Linked DNA regions of Mus musculus: regions 2 and 3 are each linked to region 1. A link is a loop called in an ENCODE intact Hi-C map of the cell type or tissue named here. Cell type or tissue: heart. All regions are shown on one strand. Links, peaks and the distances in the headings refer to the core of each region. The heading gives the core; the rest is flanking DNA. Region 1 overlaps Nhsl1 (NHS-like 1). Region 2 overlaps Nhsl1 (NHS-like 1). Region 3 overlaps Arfgef3 (ARFGEF family member 3).

Evidence for each region. Peaks named below come from ENCODE experiments on the same cell type or tissue, not always from the same donor. Only the 100,000 strongest peaks of a DNase experiment are listed, where the experiment ranks them.
Region 2: a loop joins it to region 1, with 6 times the contacts of the local background. A loop is called at or near these places in 27 of 42 quality-filtered maps.
Region 3: it touches region 1 in a loop (12-fold over the local background); 6 of 42 quality-filtered maps call a loop at or near these places.

The regions. Positions count from the first base shown.
Region 1 is chr10:18,450,245-18,457,256 of GRCm38, forward strand. The region is part of intron 1 of Nhsl1 (NHS-like 1); the gene reads left to right. Among named protein-coding and RNA genes, the nearest start is that of Nhsl1, 46 kb to the left of the region's middle. In heart, for the core only: no CTCF peak of the experiment used is centred there; DNase peaks (open chromatin) are centred at 3,297 and 5,487; H3K27ac peaks cover 2,585 bases.
Region 2 is chr10:18,525,677-18,532,688 of GRCm38, forward strand. Nhsl1 (NHS-like 1) reads left to right here. Exons shown (of 7, transcript NM_173390.3): 5 at 1-1,366; 6 at 1,860-1,992; 7 at 5,592-7,012. The coding sequence ends at 6,297. Among named protein-coding and RNA genes, the nearest start is that of Hebp2, 17 kb to the right of the region's middle. In heart, for the core only: CTCF peaks have their summits at 3,101 (motif pointing left) and 3,905 (motif pointing left); a DNase peak (open chromatin) is centred at 855.
Region 3 is chr10:18,598,428-18,605,439 of GRCm38, forward strand. It overlaps Arfgef3 (ARFGEF family member 3), which reads right to left. Exons shown (of 34, transcript NM_001033258.4): 27 at 4,980-5,108; 28 at 2,007-2,183; 29 at 759-873. Among named protein-coding and RNA genes, the nearest start is that of Hebp2, 56 kb to the left of the region's middle. In heart, for the core only: a CTCF peak has its summit at 3,815 (motif pointing left); no DNase peak of the experiment used is centred there.

The DNA of each region.
Region 1 (7,012 bases), core at 1,015-6,014:
GACTGCTGTGCTCATGGGAGTCTTCGCCTTGCCTGTCTAGCTGTTTTGATTTCTTCCCCGTCCTGTGACAACAGTCTCCCACCTAGTCACTTCCACCACTGAGTCTGCTCATGAGTTGTCTGTCTTGCTCTTAGTGGGCAGTTATAGCTTCCTCTGCATCTCCCTGAGATCTGCCCATTTGTCCCATTTTCAGCAGCCCATCTCTTGTTGGATTTATGGCAATAGCTTCTTACTCCATCCATATGTGAACTTCTCCATACACCGTGGTCAAGGAAAAGTTCATGCAATTGCTTGAGAAGTGCAAGTGGCCTCCGTTCACCAGACCTAAGACACAGGCAGGACAGATAAAATATGACCTTGGAAAGCAGGTTTCAGAATGTCATGTTTCCCAGCCCAGAGAGATCAGATGACTGACTCAAGGTCTTCAAAATGCAGCGCTGGGATTAAACCTGTCTGCAGCCCTGGCTTTCAGAAAGCTGTCTCTAACTGGAAGTTTATTGATTAGTTCTTAAGGGTATTGCTGGTTTATTCATTGTTCTTTGTATGCCAAGATTCTATAGACTACCATTTCATTTATTTTCTTCGCTTAAAGTAAGCTATTGAGCAGCTCTGTTATGTGATTGCCATGATACTTTATCGTTAATGTAGAAGATAACAGAATCTGGGGTAGTAATTACACTGAATGTCCAGGTTTATGATAAAAACACTTAGAGTGTCCCCCATGTTCCAGAAAACATCTAAGGACCTGGGAAAATGAAGTGTGAAAAAAAAAATGAAAAGGTAATAAGAAAAATTTTGGTTGGCTGGTTTTCCTGCCGACTTTTTAAAAGGGTGGCTTTGGAAGTGTTTGTTGTTGCTGTTTTGTTTCCTTTTAAGAGAATGTGTCAGGGCTGGGGTGGAGCTCAGTGGGAGAACACTTGCCTAGCATCCAAAAGCCCTGGGTATGATTCCCAGCTTTTCAAATAATAATAGTAATTAATAGATAATAGGGCAGTAAAGCAAACCTTTGCTAATCCTCTGCACGTTAGTGTAAAACAGAGGGGCCTCAAAGGACCATCATTGCAAACATTCTGCTTCTTTGTTTGTTTGTTTTGTTTTCTTTTGTTTTGTTTTTGTCCCCCCCCCCCCCCCCCCCCCCCCCCCGAGACAGGGTTTCTCTGTATATCTCTGGCTGTCCTGGCACTTGTTCTGGTTCTTTTAACTCCTTGCTAGAGCCCCTCACTGGTTAAAGGGCCTTAAAGTGCAACCGGCTTGGCTGGGCCTGCAGACCCTGTGTTTATTAGTAGACACTGCTGACTCCCCAGCCCTCATCTCTGAGCTCCCCTGCTGAGCTCTGGGTGAGTCTGTGTTGTGCAAATGCGTCTTTCTAGCCTTCAGGAACTGGGGTGGCTGCAAATCACTCTCTTCATCCAAGATGATATTTCTCTGATTAAAAAAAAAAGTATGAATATTTAATGTTTCATTATGATATTTGGATGTTTACGAGAAAATCAATATTTTTGAGTGATGACACATGTAAAAATTGTGTTTGTTTTGCCATTTGGTTGTTTTCCTTTGTGGTGCTGAGCATCTAACAGGGCCATGCTAGGGCAGCATTCTGCAGGAGTCAACCTCCAACACTAACTTGGGCTTTGACTTGGTTTTTGTGATGGAAGTGGTGGGGCTGAAGGGGGTGGGTGTTGTTCAGGCTGGCCTCTGTAGTATGCTTTGTAGCCCAGGCTGGCCCGATGTTCTGATCCTTCTGAGTGTTGGGACTATGGATATACCACTATGTCTAACTTAATAATAAAATTTAAAGAAACAAACAAGTCCTTCCCTTATCCAATGAAAAACTGTACTGCAGATTTTTTTTTTCCTTTACAAGATTCACTTTGTATTAAGTTACCAGCAAATTATGCTTTGGAGCAGGGCGTGGTGGTGCACGCCTTTAATCTCAGCACTCGGGAGGCAGAGGCAGGGGGATTTCTGAGTTCCAGGCCAGCCTGGTCTACAGAGTGAGTTCCAGGATAGCCAGGGCTACACAGAGAAACCTTGTCTCGAAAAACAAAACAAAACAAAACAAAACAAAACAAAACAAAACAAAAAATTAAGCTTTGGAAAAAATACTGTTGCTGTTGATACTGTTGCTTCATATATGGTAAAGCAATTTTCAGCCTTCCTTGGAGAGACTTTATTATGCTGAGGTACTCTGAAAAAAATATGTTCACTTAATAGATACTTAGCCATGGAGTGTTTTCCTTTCTTAGTATTTTTGGATCTATGACTGTTAGAGTTACTCTGTCAGTGAAGGGTCTTCCCATTAGGCTCCACCCCTCCAGAGGAGCTATAGATAGTAGAAGGTTGCATGTGGAGGGGGGAGAGAGATTCCTTAGTGAGGAGGCTATGAAGCCAAATAACCACCAACCCTGATGATGATGTGAGCAACCAAAACCAAAGACAGCAAAGCAGGAGACAGACTGGGGAAGGATTTGTTGGAAGGGATAAGAAAATGATGTGGGGGAAGAAAACTCTCTCTCTCTCTCTCTCTCTCTCTCTCTCTCTCTCTCTCTCTCTCTGTCTCTCTGTCTCTGTCTCTGTCTCTCTCTCCTGTGCCAGTGCTTGGTTGCCCGTCCCCTTTCCATAAGCACACACACAGGAGTAGAGAGAGGGTCAAGAGCCAACACTGTAGTGTGTGTTAGTTGCCTTCAGCTTTAGATAAGTAGGGTGGCTGCAGAAGTTGACGCTGTAGGGTACAGAAGTTACTATGAAATTTGTATCTTTTACTTTGTTGCCTTTTTAACATATGGATGAGTTTGGAGAACACCTTTAAAGTTGATCTTGTGGTTCGCTTTTCAGTTCTCTAGAAATGCCATCCACCAGAAGATACCCGGACCTTATTGAGTTGATACTCTTAGTGTTTGGGGTGGTGAACACAGCTGGGTCCATACTTGTTGGGCCGTTGATGGAATTTGAGCAAAAGTTTGCTCTAATTTGCTTAGCTTCTGATCCAGGAAGTTCAGTGTAAATAGCTGCTACTGGGTTTACATCCAACTTGATGGATGGGGCATCTCCACCTCCAAGCATTTGGGAGCATGGCAATAGTCCCCCCTTGGCCTGCAGTGGGGACTGTCACAGCTTTACATTTCCTATCCTACCAGGCTGGCCTGCCTTCCAGGCTTCCCTGCATTCATATATGAGGTTTGCAAGCAAGGCTCTTCCAGCAGGCTCGCATTCTGAATTGATGGTGTGTTAAGCAGTAACATAGCAGTTTGTTTGTATCTACTGGCAACTGGAACAGCCCTGGTCTGCCAGTCTGGAAGTGGTAGTCAGACTTGTGTGCCATCAGTGCTGACCAGCAGGTGGCAGCAGCTGCATTTTGCCATAGCAGTCCTGGCAGGATAGAAGGTAAATTCCTTGTCTGTCCAGAGATTTGGCAAGACAGCGAATATTCTTTATAGTGTGTGTACGTGCACGCATGCACATGTGTTCATCTTGTATTTTTCCCTCTCAATATCATCAGAGTGGACTCTGTTGTCTGCCTGTATGTGCTCTGGCTTTGCCTTCATAACTACTTTTAAAAGTCTGTCTGTTTTGGTTCAATGATCTGATATTTTTTCCCAGAATAAAGACACTGCTTTGATTTATGTGTGTGTTCTTTATTGGAAAACTTGTTAATACTTCGTAATTGTATATGATTAAGGTTGATGGGAAATGAGCATTTTAAAAATGATCACAGAGAAACCCTTTATGGCAGTGACTTTGGTCATGAATGTAGTTTCTATGACCCCCCATCCCAAAAGGGAATCATTTTACTCTATTTCTTTTTCGTCAACGTTAGTTTACAATTGTTCAGTTGTTTTTCTAAGTTATTTTCACCCATACCTGAAACCTTTTGTTAAAAAGTGTGTGTGTGTGTGTGTGTGTGTGTGTGAGTGAGGTGGGATTGGGGGAGGGGTTCGTGGGGTCAGAGGACAACTCTAGGCGGTTGGTTCTCTCCTTTCACCTTTTCATGGTTTCTGAGGACTGAACTTGGGTTGTAAGCCTTGCCTGGCAAGTGCCTCTAGCCAACGAGTCATCTTGCCAGCTCTCCTCCCCTCTTTGAGATAGGATATCTGTGTAGCCCAGGCTGGCCTTGAACTAAGGTTCCTCCTACCTTTATCTCCCAAGGGCTGGGACAACAGGCAGGAAGTGACTCTTGGCTTATGCAGTCCTGGGGATCTAGTCTGGGCTCCATGAATGCAAGACAATGGAGCTATATCCCCAGGCCTGTAATTTTTTTTTTCCAGTACATAGATTTCTATCTTATACAAAAACCCCTGTGTTCAACTCTTTCTAGCCAAGTGAAGCCTAGCAGGCAGAGTACCTCACCTCTGTTCATGATCTCTCTCAAGACATTCTGCAAGCCCCACGCTGTCACCCCGCTGGCACCAGGTGGTGTAACCAGGTTCAGATGCAGACTGAGTTATAAGCTGAAGGGCGTGGTACCTGGGTCTGTGGAACTCAGAGGATGAACAGAAGAGGCTGGGGAATCAGGCCCAAGCCTAGCTTTCAGGAACAGGCTGACCCAGGGAACTGGCCCTCACTCCTGGCAAAGCCAGCGACCAGTTTTTGAACCCATGATCACATTGCTTCAGCTGAATGCCCTACCAGCCAAATGAGTGCCACACGCTTCCATCCTCCAGGAAGTCCGAGGCTGGGCACAGGTACTTCAGTTACTTCAACAGTCAGAGTTGTCAGTAGAAATCATCCAGTTGGCAATGAGCACCCTACTTTTCGAATATTAGACTCAGCACTGATACATATGTGCAAGAGCATCTGTGAAAAGCAGTGTGCCTGGGACTGGGAGAGGAGTTGTGACAGGGACTGTGCACCATTGTGTATTCATATCTCCATATTCCCAACTAGCCAGCCACATGATGTCTTCTTTATGCCTGTGCCCCTGTTTTGTATAGATGCTCCTTCTAGTAAACTCCCTCGTCAGAGTCTAGCTCATGGGCCACCTGTTCCATCAAGTTTGCCTTGATCTTACTTCTTCTGTATGACTACCACTCCAGGCATGCATTCTGTAATTTATGCCTATTTACCACTTTATTTTATTTGTCATCTTCTAGCAGATGGGACTCTTCCAGGCTAAGGAATAGATTACTCATTGTGGGTTAAAAATAGAGTCTTGAGTCCTACCCAGGGCTCAGCAAGGTAGGTTTGATTGCATGCACCCCCGCTGCGCTGCCAGGTGGGCACTGGGATGTGAGAAACCACAGGACCCTGTCTGGGCCGAACTGAGGCCAGGGACGTCAGGTTCTCAGTCTTGGACACTGCAGACGCTGCTGGATGTCTAGGAAGAGCTGAGAATGGAGCAGGTGGACCCTCGGGCAGGCTCTGGCCTGCGGCTGAAGGGAAAAGGACAGAAGAAGGGAGCTCCAGCTGGGTTCCCATGGGGAGGAGAGTCCTAGACCTGCTAGGTCAGCTTGGCTTGGGTTGGCTGGCAGTGTCCTAGCTGAAGCACGGGGAAGCCTCCTGGGCGGAAGGTTAGACGCATGACTAGTTAGGGGAAGGCCTGTATCCATTGCTCCAGCTGAATGCCCTACCAGCCTGATAAGAAGAGGCAGTCCATGGCTTTAAGATGTTTATAGTAGAAAGGCAGAGAGAGGGAGAAGAGTAGAGAAGTAGAGACTGTAGCTGCAACAGGAGCCAGGGGCCCAGGGCCTAGGGCATGTGGCCAAACCCCTGCTGGAAGTCACCACCTACCGAGTCACTGGGGACCAGGCTGTCTGTGCACAGCTCACCACCCCACACTCATATCATTCAATTTGATTGTTTAAGAAGAATTTCCAAAGCCAGCACAGGTGTAGTTCCTGTCTCCCAGAAGCACAGTCTTCATAGTGGGACAGAAGAGAATCATGATAGCACATATATGTGACAGAGGAATGGATATTCCACTCCAAAAGTGGCCATGACCGTTAAGGTGCAAAAGTGGCCATGACAGTTAAGGCAAGAAGAGGGTTTCTGAGAGTTTGTCTGCATCTTAGCATCTGCAGAGCCTAGGGCAGTGGTGGGATGAAGCTTTAATTCATTGCAACACTGCAAATGAATTGAATGATTTCCTTGTAGTGACTTTTCTCTCTCGGGTTAAAAGCTTTTTATTGATTTGAGAACCCACAGGCACTTTAATGTTATTTTTTTTTTAATGTCACAAGAATGAATCCTGTAGAGCTGTTATGTTTAAGTGTTTTTCCTTTTTAAAGATTTTTAAAAATTTTATTTGTAAGGGTGTCTTGCCTACATGTACATAAGTATACTGTGTGTGCAAAGGGCCCCTGGGTACTAGAAGAGAGTCCTTCTATGGGTGCTAGAAGATAGTGTTGAGTCCTCTAGAACTGGGCTCACAGAAGGTTGTGAGCTGTCATGTGGTGCTGAGAATCAAGCCAAGGTCCTCTGTAAGAGGTCTTAGCAAGTGTTTAAAAGAAACCCCTTGTTTCTTTTCATGTAGGAACTTATTAATTTAATGGAATGATATTAGTTGCATGCCTATGAGTATTAGATATGATGTCATTCCTCTATACCCTGAAGAGTCAGTGAGCTGCACCCTCTATGGAATGGTCAAGATCACTTGTACCTGGGAGATTCAGTCACTGAACAGACCACTAAACAAAGACAAGTCATAGTTGTATGAAACAATGTCACTGAAAGAGGCTGAACAGAATTCAAAGGTCAGGAGATGTTTATTGCCTGAAGAAATGACAAGCTAATCAGAGCCCCAAGGGATAATGGAGAGAAAGCGGGATGGGGGAGGGGGGAGGTACTCCATGGTTTGTTCCACAGCATCCCGCAAAGCACTTTCTCATGAAGTCTTCTGCCTTAGCTCACCGTTGTCTGTGCTCATGTGATTGCCAGTAAGCGAAGGCTTTTATTAGGGGTGAGCAAACCGCGAGCACACAAGCAGCGAGCACATAGAAAAGACACTGGGAAACACAAGCGGGTCTCCGGAAGCAGAAGCCGTAGCTCTCCTCGAAGGCTGGGGGTTTTCAGGGTC
Region 2 (7,012 bases), core at 682-5,681, 75 kb after region 1:
ACAGCACTCACCCCTGTGCCTGTGTTTTTAAAATCAATGTCACCAGCAAATGGAAAGGGGAAGGCCAAGCCCAAGGTACCAGAAAGAAAATCGTCTCTGATCTCTTCTATGTCCATCTCATCATCGTCCACTTCTCTCTCTTCTAATACTTCTACCGAAGGAAGTGGGACCATGAAGAAACTGGATACAACCCTGGCCTCGGCCCTTGCCCCTCCCCCTCCTCCTCTTCCCCCTCTGCCTTCTCCGTGTCTGGCAGACAAGTCCCCTTTTCTTCCACCACCTCCTCCTCTAGCAGATTGCTCCGAGGGCTCTCCTCTGCCGCCCTCTCCCATGTTCCCCCCTCCACCACCAGAAGCCCTTGTTCCCTTCTGCTCCCCCACCGACGGGTGCCTTTCTCCTTCTCCCACAGCAGTTAGCCCCTCTCTTCCAAGATCCTTGCCTCCTGTGCCAGCACCTCCACCTTTCTTGCCCTCATCAGAACCCCCGCCCGCTCCGCCTCTGGACCCCAAACTCATGAAAGAAAACAGGCCCTTTTTCAAAAACTCTAGCCAGTCCGAATCCTCTAGGGAGGCCCTCAGGCGGCCTGCCAACAAGGAGGAGGGCTGCCGACCCCCCATGCCCCTGATCACCACAGAAGCTTTGCAGATGGTGCAGTTGAGGCCAGTGAGGAAGAACTCAGGTGCCGGGGCAGTCCTGTTTTCTGAACCATCAGCTCAGGAACAACGAACTCCGACTGCTCCACAGTATCACTTAAAGCCATCTGCTTTCCTCAAATCCCGAAATAGCATAAATGAAATGGAGAGTGAAAGCCAGGCTGCCTCTGTGACGAGCTCGCTTCCGATGCCTGCCAAGAGCCAGAGTCAGGGTGACCATGACAGTGCAGTAGAGCGTGGCGGCCTTCCGAGCTGCAGCGATGGAGCTCCAGGCCCGGGTCCCAGCCTCAGGACCACTCTGCTCCCAGACTCTTCACCCAGCAGGAAGCCACCCCCCATCTCTAAGAAGCCCAAACTGTTCCTGGTGGTACCACCTCCGCAGAGAGATTTCACAGCGGAGCCCACAGAGAACGGGAGCGAAGCTTTCCCAGGCGTGCCCAGCCCTACCAGGGCAGAGGGGGAAGCTGTGCGGAGCCAAGAGGAGAAATCCAGCCCAGCATCCCGAGCTGGCTCTCATGCTACGGCCCCCACCCCCGGCAGTCCGGCTCTAGAACCGGGAACTGCAGGGTCCTTATCCTCTAGCATTGTGGAAGCCAATGTCCCCATGGTCCAACCTAATACATCACCGGGCCCCACACAGGAAGAGTCAGGCGAGAACAGTGTGGATGGTGAGAGAAATGCGAAGAGCTGCCTGTCTCAACAGGGCAGAGAAGGTAAGGCCGGCTGCTTTCTACTGCACTCTTCTGATCTTCTGGAGATGAGCCAAATAGGGCTACTGAGCTCTTTTGCAACCAGGTGAAGCAGCCTAGACTTCGGCAAAAGCCGGCAGTGTGTGGGCTTCTTACACCTCATTACCCAAGCTGCTTTGTGAGCATTTTAAAAACTAAGAGAAGAGAGGGAAAGAGAGGGGTGGGGGTGGAGGTGCTGGGAGGTCTGAGGCAGGCTGGGTATTCAGTAGCAGGAGAAACGCTCTTAAACAAATTTAAGAGCAATTTAGTCCAAAGTCTGTAGCAGGAAATAGCCCTGGCTGTCAGGCTAGCGAGTATCATTTCTACCTCAGGAAGAACTCAAACTACAGAGCCACGGGGCTTCGCCATGGTTCTCACACTGTCGGAAATGGCAGCAAAGTGGCATATTTCAGAGCCGGGCAAGGGACTGAAGTGCTAGTCACAGCGTCTAATGTTTGCCTGCCTTTCTTCTCTCTAGCTGGCTTGCTGGAACCCAACACAGCTGCTTCCTCTTCAGACCCCGTGGATGTATCTAAGGAAGAGGGAAGCGATGAGGTGCTGACTCCGACTAAACCCAGGACAACAGAAGACCTGTTTGCAGCCATTCACAGGTATCCCAAACTTTTGTCATATTTTAATATACTTTATAATTTCTTCTTTCTGGACGGGCTCCTCTGTTTGCATGAGGTTTTGTCTGTTGGCTAGCCACGGTTCGTTTAACAGTACTCAGTTTAAAGTGTCGTTCTTATACATTAATTACTTTTTAAAGTTTGATTTCTGTTTTACTTTGTTCCATTGATTCTGTGCTGACATCGAGGGCAGAATGTGATACCTTCTGGTAGACGCAGCTGTGGCTGGCAAGGCACCTAGTGTGCCAGTCATGTGACTGAGTGTTTACAAGATTTGGAACCGGTCTGGGGTGAGGAATGCTGAGTTCTGTGACTTACTGTACATAGACTAGCTCTACAGAGCCACCTTCCTAAGGGTGCTTCAGTTGATTTATTTATTGTTACTTTTTTGTTGTCTGTTTAGAAAAGCCATGATTTCATAGTGCTTTTTGTTGCCTCCTTCAAGACTTTGTTTCCTTTCTGTTTCTTGTCCCCCGACTCTTCTCAGATCTACTCCTATCCAACTTTATGCTTGCGCTCTCTCTCTCTCTGTCTCTCTGTCTCTCTCTGTCTCTCTCTCTCAAATGAAAATTAAAAGCCACTAGAAACCATGGAATACAATCTGTGTTGGCCGGCTCACCTAGCTGCTTCCCTGGAAAGTGATTTGAAATACCCAGTAGCACTCCCTTGAAAAAAACTGACTTTTCCTCTCCCAGTAGTTATCATTTGTGAGTAGCTTCTTGCTGAGGGCTGGGACTCTGCCCTCACTTTGCTCCTTTCTGCTGGGATTTTATCTAGCTTGCGCTTATTCAGGTCTTTTATAGGCTGTGCGTTCATTCCTATGTCTATCCCACCATGTCCAGGAAAATGCTATTTCCCCTGAAGTTGGCTACCACCTCTGGCGTCTGGCTCTAACCGTCTTTTCACCCACTACTTCTATATCCCAGAGCTTTGCTGGTAAGGATGCAAGGCTGAGCCATCCAGTGTCTCCCAAGGAATAATTTTTCTTTGGCAGGAGGAAAAAAAAAAGCGGGGGTGGGGTGGGGTAGGGGAAAAATCTTTAAATTTGTTGCTGTATACCTCTAGCGCCATCTGCTGGCTTTAAAAAGACCAGTTACTTTGTCAAAGGGAACTGCTTGTTACCTGGTAACAACTGATGGTTGATTACCTTAGAGTTTAACTGATTTAGTAATTCAGCTTTGCTTATTACATTGCTTGGCCGTATCCAGATGAGTGCACCCCTACCCCACAGAGGCAATATAGTAGAAAATGATAAGATTCAGATGTGTGCAAGTACTTTAAGAACCAGTGTTGTGTAAGGGAACCCCTAGCTGCTTACAAATCCTTACTACCAGGCTTTCAGATAACGCCTGCGAATATTTCTCTGCCATTAAGACTTTGTTTTGACTCAAGTGACTGTCCTTCATTTCCCTTCTGAGACCACGTACTCTATAAATCATTGGATTCCCTGAATAAGTAATCCATGTTAGCCAGCTCTCAAATTCTGGTGCGTCTGAGTTTAAGTGAAAAGGCCGTTGAGTGTGGTAGAAGAAACCCCCATCCTCACCTAACTATGTGCAACACAGGAACATCTAATGTGGGGCAAACCACGCTGGAATGGGCGTTAGACATTGAGTTGACAGACAATGGTGTGCAGGTTTCTCTCCTCTTGGCTTTGTTTGACCTGTTGCCTGCAGTATTGGTCTAAAAGGCCCAAAAGTCCAAACCTGTTGCCTCACTGGTTTCTTTGATCTCATTAGAAACAGAAAGAGTGGGGCTGGAGAGATGGCTCAGTGGTTAGGAGCACTGACTGCTCTTCCAGAGGTTCTGAGTTCAATTCCCAGCAACCACGTGGTGTCTCACAACAGAGGGATCTGATGCCCTCTTCTGGTGTGTCTAAAGACAGCTACAGTGCACTCATATAAGATAAATAAATAGACAGATCGATAGATAGATAGATAAATAAATATCTTTAAAAAAAGAAAAAGAGAGCTAGCTATCTGGTTCTTTCTTAAAACAAGGAAGTGAGAAATGGGTCTTTTGAAAACAAGCAAATAAAGTCACATTGTAGAGATTTACACCGATGTTCCTAACTGTAGCTGTGCTGGACACATTATAAACACTCAATAAATAGTTTCTGAATTAAATGAAACTAATTGGAACTTAACTGTCCTGAAATTCTTTTGAGACTTTAATGTCTTTCATTTAGCATGGAATGCACCAAGTTTCTAAATATACAGGAATCTGTATTTATAATCACAAGCCACAGAGAAGTGTGTTGCCAAGTTGCTGTGTGTACTAAATACTCTGTTGTAAGGGAACCCAACTGTTGCAAAGCCATGGTTACTGCAAATTTTTGTCTAAAAATACACCAAAGGGCTCTTCTATATTTTATTTTGGCAACCTTCAGAAGGCATTAAAGAATGTGTGGTTTCTGCTAGAGAGACAATGCCATCTCTTACAGATACAGAAATCATTCAGTCTATTACTCTCTGTACACATGGGAAAATTAGAGGCCAAGTAGCCTTAGGAATGGATTGAAAAGAAAAAGCTCAGATACATGCTAATTTCTGTTGTGGCATCAATACTGACTTAGCAGATGTAATCAGAGTCCATCTGAATTCTGGATCCTTACCTGCAGCACTGGCACTCGTGATGTAAAATACAGACGATCCAAACTGAAGCGTAGCTTTCGGAGTTCTAAAATAATGCAAATTAATTCTCTTCAGATTTAAAGCCAGATGGAAAGTGTAGAACACCAGTTGAGGTGTGAAATTTTTATATTTATTGAAGTGATTAGACTTTAAGCCATTGTTAACTATTTAAATGCCATCTTTAGAAACACACACACATACACAGAGAGAGAGAGAGAGAGACTACATGCAGAGATATCAGAAGTTCAAATTTAGTTTATTTTGTAAGCAGCAACTGCCCCCTGAGAATACCAGTTTTGTTTTCCTTTTGTTTTGTGTGTATGTTTTTTTAACTTGCCATTTCTTTTAGTTCTTTTTTTTTAAGATTTATTAATTTATTATATGTAAGTACACTGTAGCTGTCTTCAGAAAATCCAGAAGAGAGTGTCTGATCTCGTTATGGATGGTTGTGAGCCACCATGTAGTTGCTGGGATTTGAACTCAGGACCTTCAGAAGAGCAGTTGGTGCTCTTAACTACTGAGCTATCTCTTCAACCCCCTCTTTTAGTTCTATATCTACAATTAAATGCCCTAAATGTTACAGAGCATCGCTGTGCCTTTTTGTGCCTGAGCACAATCAAAACATTTTACCACAGGCTTGTGGTCCTTGGCTGAAATACCTAAAAGACCGAGAGGAGCAGAGTTGCTCTGGAAGGTAGTCATTCATTTCTCTTGTTGAACTTTGAGTAGGACAGTTGAAGAAAAATACTTTTGGCCACATTCTGCTGTCATGGGGAATCTAGTGCTCTGTCTTTAGAAGTAAATAATATCAGAGAAGCTCTTGGGCTCGTCTTTAATGATGGTGTGTGTGTGTGTGTGTGTGTGTGTGTGTGTTCAGGAAGTGGTCACAGGAAGATGACAGCAAGGTTGCCAAGGACTGACTGTTATTTTAATTTTGTTTTATTTCAGATCTAAAAGGAAAGTCCTTGGCCGGAAAGACTCAGAAGACGATCACACTCGAAATCACTCTCCCTCCCCGCCTGTGACACCCACGAGTGCTGCCCCTAACCTGGCCTCTCCAAAGCAAGTAGGGTCTATCCAGAGAAGCATAAAAAAGAGCACTACCAGCAGTGACAACTTCAAAGCTCTGCTGCTAAAGAAGGGGAGTCGCTCGGACACCAGCGCTCGCATGTCAGCGGCTGAGATGCTCAAGTCTACGGACCCTCGCTTCCAGAGATCTAGGTCGGAGCCTTCGGCAGACAGCCCGGACAGCCCATCCAGCTGCTCCCCCAACAAGAACAGGAGAGCTCAGGAAGAGTGGGCCAAGAACGAAGGCCTGATGCCTCGGAGTCTGTCCTTTTCGGGCCCTCGGTACAGCCGCAGCAGGACGCCACCCTCTGCGGCCAGCAGCAGGTACAGCATGCGGAACCGCATCCAGAGCAGCCCCATGACCGTCATCTCCGAGGGAGAGGGAGAACCTGCTGAGCCAGCGGACAACAAAGCACGCAGGGCCCTGGATGCTACCAGGGTGTGCTCTCTGGACAGACTGACGGGTCAGGAGATGGACCAGGCCAGCCTCCTCTGTAGCGAGGAGCCTGCCTCTGTGGATGGGATAGGAAGGGCTGAGGGCAACGGTCCCTCGGAGCAGTGTGGGGGTACGGAACAGAAGAGTTAGTATCAGAGCCTGCCTCTCATGAGTGAGGCAGGAAGGTGAGCTGTGCATCACTCTAGGAAGTCTCTGTGGCCTTTTCCTGGCTTGTGGGGACCCCACTCAGCATTGGTGTTGGGGAGGTCTCGGCCTTTCGGGTCTCTTAGGACTCACTCGCCGTGTGGCTTAAAAGCAAGTAGAAGCTTCAACTTCTGAAAGTGCTTCCTGGGGAAGATGGTTTGCTTTTGTTGTTTTGTTTTGTTTTTCCCAAAATGCTGGGTGTGTGTATATGTGTGAATTTTGAGTACTTCATTCTAACAAATACACACACTAACGTTACGTATAGAAATAGGAGAAAAGGTCAGAGTTCAGGTAGGGTAATGGAGTCCACTAGACCAGGGTGATAAGTGGTTTCAGCGCATTACGGGTGTGGGAATGTGTAAGTTCACGAAGAGACTGGAAGCCGTTAGTGGGCTGGTTCTAAGTATAGAACATGTCTGTGTGTGCACTTACTCAAGACACACGGGAAACCAGGAAGGGGCTGGGAAGTGGCTAAGCAACTCATTGGTTCAGGTACTTTAGGGGGCGGGGAGGCCTTGGTGCAGCTGCCGCCTCCTCCTCCTCCCCCTCCTCCTCCGCTTGTAAAAATTACACAAATGGAAGTGGCAAGGCTGTGTCCTGTGCCTACTGCATACATTTCTAGCCTTGGTGTCAGAAGCATGGGTGGGTTTTTAGTTTGTTG
Region 3 (7,012 bases), core at 759-5,758, 150 kb after region 1:
TGCTTTTATTGTAGCAATAGAAAAAGAATGAAGAAAATCTCTTTGGAGTTGGAACCAAGTGTCACCATTGTTACCATCCTGTTTGCCACACCTCTTCTTGTTCTTTCTGGGTATTAAAAATTAACCCCTCTGTAGGTATGTACAAACCCCTCAGTGATTCTCTGTTAGTTGTTACTATTTTTCTTTGAGAACTGGCCTTACTGAGTAGCCTAGAGTGACTTAGAACTCTAAGTCTCTTTAATTGCCCTCCTGAGTTCTGGGATTATACATGCATACCTGGCAGTTACATCATCGTTCTCAATATCTTCACATTAAAGAGACGGGAGAGTGGAACTATTTAGTAACATTTTCACAAGAAGAATTTTATGTCCTCATCATACATGGGAACAATATTCTAGACTCCAAAATGGAGCTTGTTAGGAGTGGGTATTGGAGCAAGACCCTAAGACTTGAGACAACCCTCCCCCCTCCCAGAGTGGTACATAGAACTCGGGAACAGATTGAAGCAATCTACTTGGTGACTAGGAGCTGGCAGTGGGCACTAAATCTCAGGCTCCATCCACCTTCAATTCTCACCCTCCTCCTCTGCCCCCGAGCACTAAGCACATGTTGACTGAACACCAAAGAGGGGGAACTATTAATTATACATTATTTCTGAAAGGCAATCCACAAAGTGAGTCACTACCATAAAAGACAACTTCTTGGGATTCTATGATAAAACCCCACCCTTGTAAAGAGCCAAGGGACCCTCTCCTCACCTAATGCAGGAACAGCCCACCCTGGAGATGGTTTCTGTGGGCTTGGCCACGCATACTACCAGTAGCTCAAAGAGATCCTTCAGCATGGTGTTGATCATACTCTCATACCTGATGTCTGCAGGAAGAAGGAGTAGATTCTTAAAACTCTAGTGAAACAGGGGAGAATGGAATGGCCATCTCTGGCAAAAGAAGAAAGTCTGAGACATCTAAATGTATCTAAAAAGAAAAATTCAAATATACTTTCCTTGGTGATGAAAACTGAATTATATTTAGGTGCTCTTGGGCAAGAAAGCAGTCCTGTCTCAGCTTGGGGATTTCTGAACCTCTGTCTATCTGGCTTCCATTTGCACAGCATTTGTAGACTAAAGGAAACGGAGGTCTCCAAGCCAATCTAATTGTCCACTCTAGGACTGTATCTGTGTGCTTTCCTTAGGGTCCTTGTGAGGCTACAGAAGCAATTTTCAGTGGCATTGCTTCCACACCCCTCAGTGCTTGCTCAAAAATACCAACCCCCTGAGACACACTCACTGCCTTCGTGTGGAAATCCCTTTCTCCTCCACCAGCTGTGGAAATCCCTCCCCACGCCACCAGCAGCTTTATTCTGCAGGACAAATTATCCTCACTGAATTTAGTATCGACGCAATTTCCTATTCTTGCTTTAAACTCCTTGGGGCCCACATTCTGCTTGGTCTCTTTTGTCTTTTCTAGCAAGAAGGCCTCTTGCTTCTGTGTATTTTCCCCTTCTGTTTTGACGCTATGCTTCTTTTTCCTCCCAAACCTCCCAAACCAGCTCGAGAGCAAAGTCTGACTCTCACAGAGGTCCCTGCTCAGGTCCCCAGGCTGCTGCCCTGCCTGTCCTTCTCTATCTGCCACTTTCAACATAACTCTCCACTAACATGTATATTTTTCAAAGTGCCACAGGGCACTAAGGAACTTCCCCTTATCTCTGTCCTGATAAGTAACTTCAAGTTGGTAACCACAGCCCTTTCTAAATTCTATTTCTTTTATTTGCTTTCTTTTGATGAAAAAGCACAAACAACAAGATATACCACCTCTGCATACTCTGGCTATGAGGATTTTAAAAAGCTGTGTATTTGAATAAGCCTTTCCTCTTATGCCTAGCTACATTGGACCTGCTATTAGGTTATCGTATCTTCAACAAAGGCATTTGCACCAGCGTTTCACGAAGCACTTTGAGAAGCCTGGAGAAGCAATGCCTACAAGGGCAGGCTCTGGCTCTGCAGCTACCTGAGTGTAGAAAGCTTTGAATGTGTTCCACCACCAGCTCGCAGGACAGACCAATGGCGTGCTTGAAGTTAGCAGATGCCACATCCCAGTAGGAATGGTCCTTGTGGCTACGGAGGAGCCACAGAGACATCACAGGAAGGAGAAGGTGAACAACTGCATAGATTCCAAACCCAGGGCCTGAAAAGGAAAGAGGAGGGTCAGAATTACCATTCCAAAAGGGATGGGGGCTTCTTGCTATGGCTGGTATCAAAGATCTCTTTCAAAAATTTTTTCCTATTCTTGAGAAAGTGTGGGGAGAATTGACAACTCACTGGGGGCAATAATGGGCATTTTACTTCTTTGTATGACTATAGCTCTGCAGGTATACGAATAGACATAAAAAATTCAAATATTACCAAGTTAAAATGCCTCTTGATCTCTTAGTTCTCATAGTCAAACATATAAACACATATGTGCATTTAGGAAAGAATGTCAAAATATATTATATATACTTACACAGAACACCAAGGTATATAGTTTTATTTATAATAGTCTGAGTCTCACTCTGTTGTCCAGATAGGCTTTGAACTCTTGGACTTGTGTTTCCCTGGCAGAGCCAACTGTGATTTCACCCATTTCCCACCACACTAGCTTAGAGCTTTAAACTACTTTGATAACTATGGAAAACAGAGTTTACATTATCAAAAAATTTAAACAATCCTTATTTTCACTGATCACTATTTTCATTATATATAGGTATACTTTATTAATCAATTTCAGTGCTGATGAAAATTTAAGACGTGAGTCGTCTTTTTATTCTGTAGGCAATGCTATAAAGATTATCTTTGTGCTTCTTTAAAGAAACACTAATAGATTTTTAAAAATTGATTTTAAAAGCAAGGTACAAATAGGGTGGGCTGGCACATGCTTATACTCCTAGCACTTGGGGGTCAAGACAGATTACCAGTTTCAGGCCAATGTGGGCTAAACAGTAAGATCCAACAAGAAAAGAAAAAGATATCAAAGATAACATGAACATTACATAATATAGAGGAACAAAACTTACATACAACCGGGCAGTGGTGGCGCATGCCTTTAATCCCAGCACTTGGGAGGCAGAGGCAGGCAGATTTCTGAGTTCGAGGCCAGCCTGGTCCACAGAGTGAGTTCTAGGACAGCCAGGGCTACACAGAGAAACCCTGTCTCGAAAAATTGAAAAAAAAAAAAAAACACTTACATACAGATATAATTCCATTTTAACATATTTCCTTAAGGTACTTCTTGAATGAACATGTATGAATGTGTATTTTTAAATACATAAATTCCATATAGGTGATTCTACATTTAAAATAATTCCTTGAAAATGTCATAATGTTATTCATATTTATTAACTGCTTTTCACTTAGTGTTAAAAAAACTTTAGTATTTAAGAGACTTTAACAAACATATATTTATTACGTTAAACACTATTCATATAAACATTGAAAATGGTGCTTAGTAATGAGATATATTTAGAAGTCATGGTGCATAACTTTGTTTAGTGGGATGCTTTTAATTTTTAAACATATGAGAATAGCTACAAACTTTACAATGAATTTTAAGCAGGTGTTAATAATCAAGTCATCACAATGATGAATAGACAGCTCACTGTGGAACTGGTTAGTAGCTTCATTAAGGTTCTAATTCCGTTAGTAAAAACTAAAATTCAAAGTCTGGCTGCTCTTAACTGACCCTTCCTAGTCCAGAGGATCAGAGTTCGATTCAGAGTTCAGTCACCCTTACAGTAGCTCCCAATTGTCTGACTCCAGTTTCAGGGGATCTGATGCCCTCTGCTGGCCTCTCCAAGTACTGTATGCATGTGGTACACAGACATTTATTTATGCAGGCAAAGCACCCATAAAATAACAGTCCCATAATCAGCCTCCAAACGCTGACACCATTGCATACATTAGCAAGATTTTGCTGAAAGGACCCAGATATAGCTGTCTCTTGTGAGACTATGCCGGGGCCTAGCAAACACAGAAGTGGATGCTCACAGTTAGCTATTAGATGGATCACAGGGTCCCCAATGGGGGAGCTAGAGAAAGTACCCAAGGAGCTAAAGGGATCTGCAACCCTATAGGTAGAACAACAATATGAACTAACCAGTACCCCCTCCCCCCCCAGAGCTTGTGTCTCTAGCTGCATATGTAGCAGAAGATGGCCTAGTCTTTCCATCAGTGGAAAGAGGGGCCCATTGATCATGCAAACTTTATCTGCCTCAGTGCAGGGGAATGCCAGGGCCAAGAAGTGGGAGTGGGTGAGTGGGGGAGCGGGTGGGGGAGCAGGTGGGGGACTTTTGGGATAGCATTGGAAATGTAAATGAAATAAATACCTAATAAAAAAAAGAAAATAAAAAAAACCAACAACAAAAAAAAAGAAAAGAAAAAAATAACAATAAAAACACCTTACATTTCTATAAAAAGTTTCTTTGACTGAGGAAACTTTGAAATGAATAATAACTGTGAACAAGAGATGCATTCCTAAGGTCTCTTTCCTACACAGGAGACCATCTTAGGCAGTAGGTATCCTTTTCCAATTCCAATCACCACGACAAGAGGCTGCTTGGTATGGTATGTGCGCATGAGTGGTGGGTCAGTTGAGCTCTCCTAAGAGCACTGGGGCTGCGAAGGCTGTAAGATCTGGCCGAGGAAGAAGGCTGCAATCATGTCAAGTGGCAAAGCCGGCTGTCCTATGGAGGCACTGATGGCACAGATGGATTGATGTGGGATTCCAACAGCACCAACGAACACATCTTTGGTAAAAATTTCAGGGATATATCTTACCCATGAAACATCATTGTAGCCATCGAACACATATTTACTGAGCATCTACTGTGAGTGAAACTTGGCCTTAACAGTGAAAAACAGTTAAATATCCAAAGAGACACCTTCTTGAAAATAGTTAAATGTCTAACAGCATATAACTCCAATAGAAACAGATATAGACATTTACCAGGTGTTTTGGTAACATCTCTCAACAGCTCAAAGAGTAAATCTAAGGTGGGTGGTTGGTGTTGCCTTGGACAGTTGGACACAGCTGCTGTTAGCTGCTCCAACAGGATGATCCAGACTTCTATCAGACCTGGAAAAAAAAGGCAGACTGCTCAGAAACCCAGCTCTCCATCAGGAAGAATAATACTTGCAAGATCCGAGCTAATTCCATGTACGAATGGCAAAGGGCATTGGGATGTCAATTGCCAAAGAGTGTGTTAGCTCTAGGTGCCCACAAGCAGGCAAAGGTCAACTAATATGGTCTGACAAAGTCAAAGGAAAACACAAGACTCTAATTCTTCCTGAACTTTACCTTCTAAAAACAGCAGTGACTGAAATGACTGTCAGACTTCTTGGGAACTAGTCATATAATTATACAGATATAGAATTATTTATTTAGCTTTATTTCTGTCTATCCTCTTGTTTTTCTCTTGAGACAGGGTCTCATGTAGCCTATGCTAGCCTCAAACTTGCTATTTACCCAATGATGACCTTGAACTTCTGATTGGAAGTTTCCACCTCTCATATATGTGCCTAGTACACAAATACATAAACAGTTTTAAGAACTGATACATGCTCAGATAGTATCATGCATGGATTTTCAATATACATAATTTACAGCCCAGTGAAAAATGCAAATATAAATATAAATCATAAGCATACATAGAATACACAAAGCTAGACATAATAGCTGACAAGGTAGATGCCATTATCAATTTATAACCAGTCATCTCCCAAGTTCTGGGATTTAGGGACTTGTTACACATCATACTATTTATATAGTGCTGGAGATCAAACCCAGGGCATCATTCATGTGAGGTAGGCTCTCTTTCAAATAGATACATCTCTATCCTTCCTGCCTATTATTTTAAAATAATAAAATGTGCTACTTCCACTATTTTCTTTGTAACTTAAGTGGCATTAATTGTGTGCATCATGCAATGTAAGTTGTCATCTCACACAGACACTCTGTAACCAGCTTTCCACTGTCCCCCAACTCCAGCTCCAGCTATCTCCTAATCTAAGCCAAGCTGCTTTGTTTACTATGGTAGTGTTGGGAACTAAAAAGGAGGCCCTGGGGAAGGGGGAGGGGAACCCACACCCTGCCAGCGTTTTACCTATTCTCTGGTCTGTCAGGCATGGGAGAGCTGCCATACACTTTCCACTTAGCCATGGGTGTGCATTCAAGCCTCTGACCCACTCTTCAGGGGGTGGCAAGGGGCAGCCCTACCTGGGGAGCCCTGCAGCTACTTTGCTAAAGCCACCAGGGTTATAGGAAAGAGGGATGAGGTTCCCAACAGCTGCGAGAGTGAGTGCAGGGGATCTTGATGAGCAAAGACTATGCTTTTAGAGCTTTATTATAGAAAGGCAGGGAGAAGGAGAGAAGGGAGAGAGAGAGAGAGAGAGAGAGAGAGAGAGAGAGAGAGAGAGAGGGCTAGAGAGAAAGAGAGTAAGAGGGAGAGAGGAGAAGAGAAGACAGAGAGGAGAGAGGGCATGAGAGTGAGGGGTAAGAAGCAAGAGAGACTAGTGAGAGAGAGCAAACAGGGGCTGAACCGCCCTTTTTATGGTCTTTACTGTTGCTAGGTAACTGGAAAGGAGTTTAGCCTGAAGGTCAGAAGCTTGGGCCATTGTCTATGTGACTTCTAGTCATGCTTCTCTTGTGGGGGCTGTGTGTGTGTGTGTGTGTGTGTGTGTGTGTGTGTGTGGTAACTTAGGCAGGGGCCAGAGTTCCAGGAGCACGAGGGAACGCCTACCATGTCATGAAGGTGAATTATCACCATTCAGATCTCAGCTCACCTGGAGACCAGCCTGTCTGTGCAGAGTTCAATGCCCCACAAGGTAGGATTAAGGTGATCTATCTCTATATTTGCCAAATTGGTTTGCCACTTCCAGCTCAAGTCCCTGGAGGAAGTGTTACTTCAGAAAGGGCCAGGTGGCCTTCCTTTGTGCAACAAGCCATAAAGATGACTTGATAAGGGACATTGTTAAGTACAA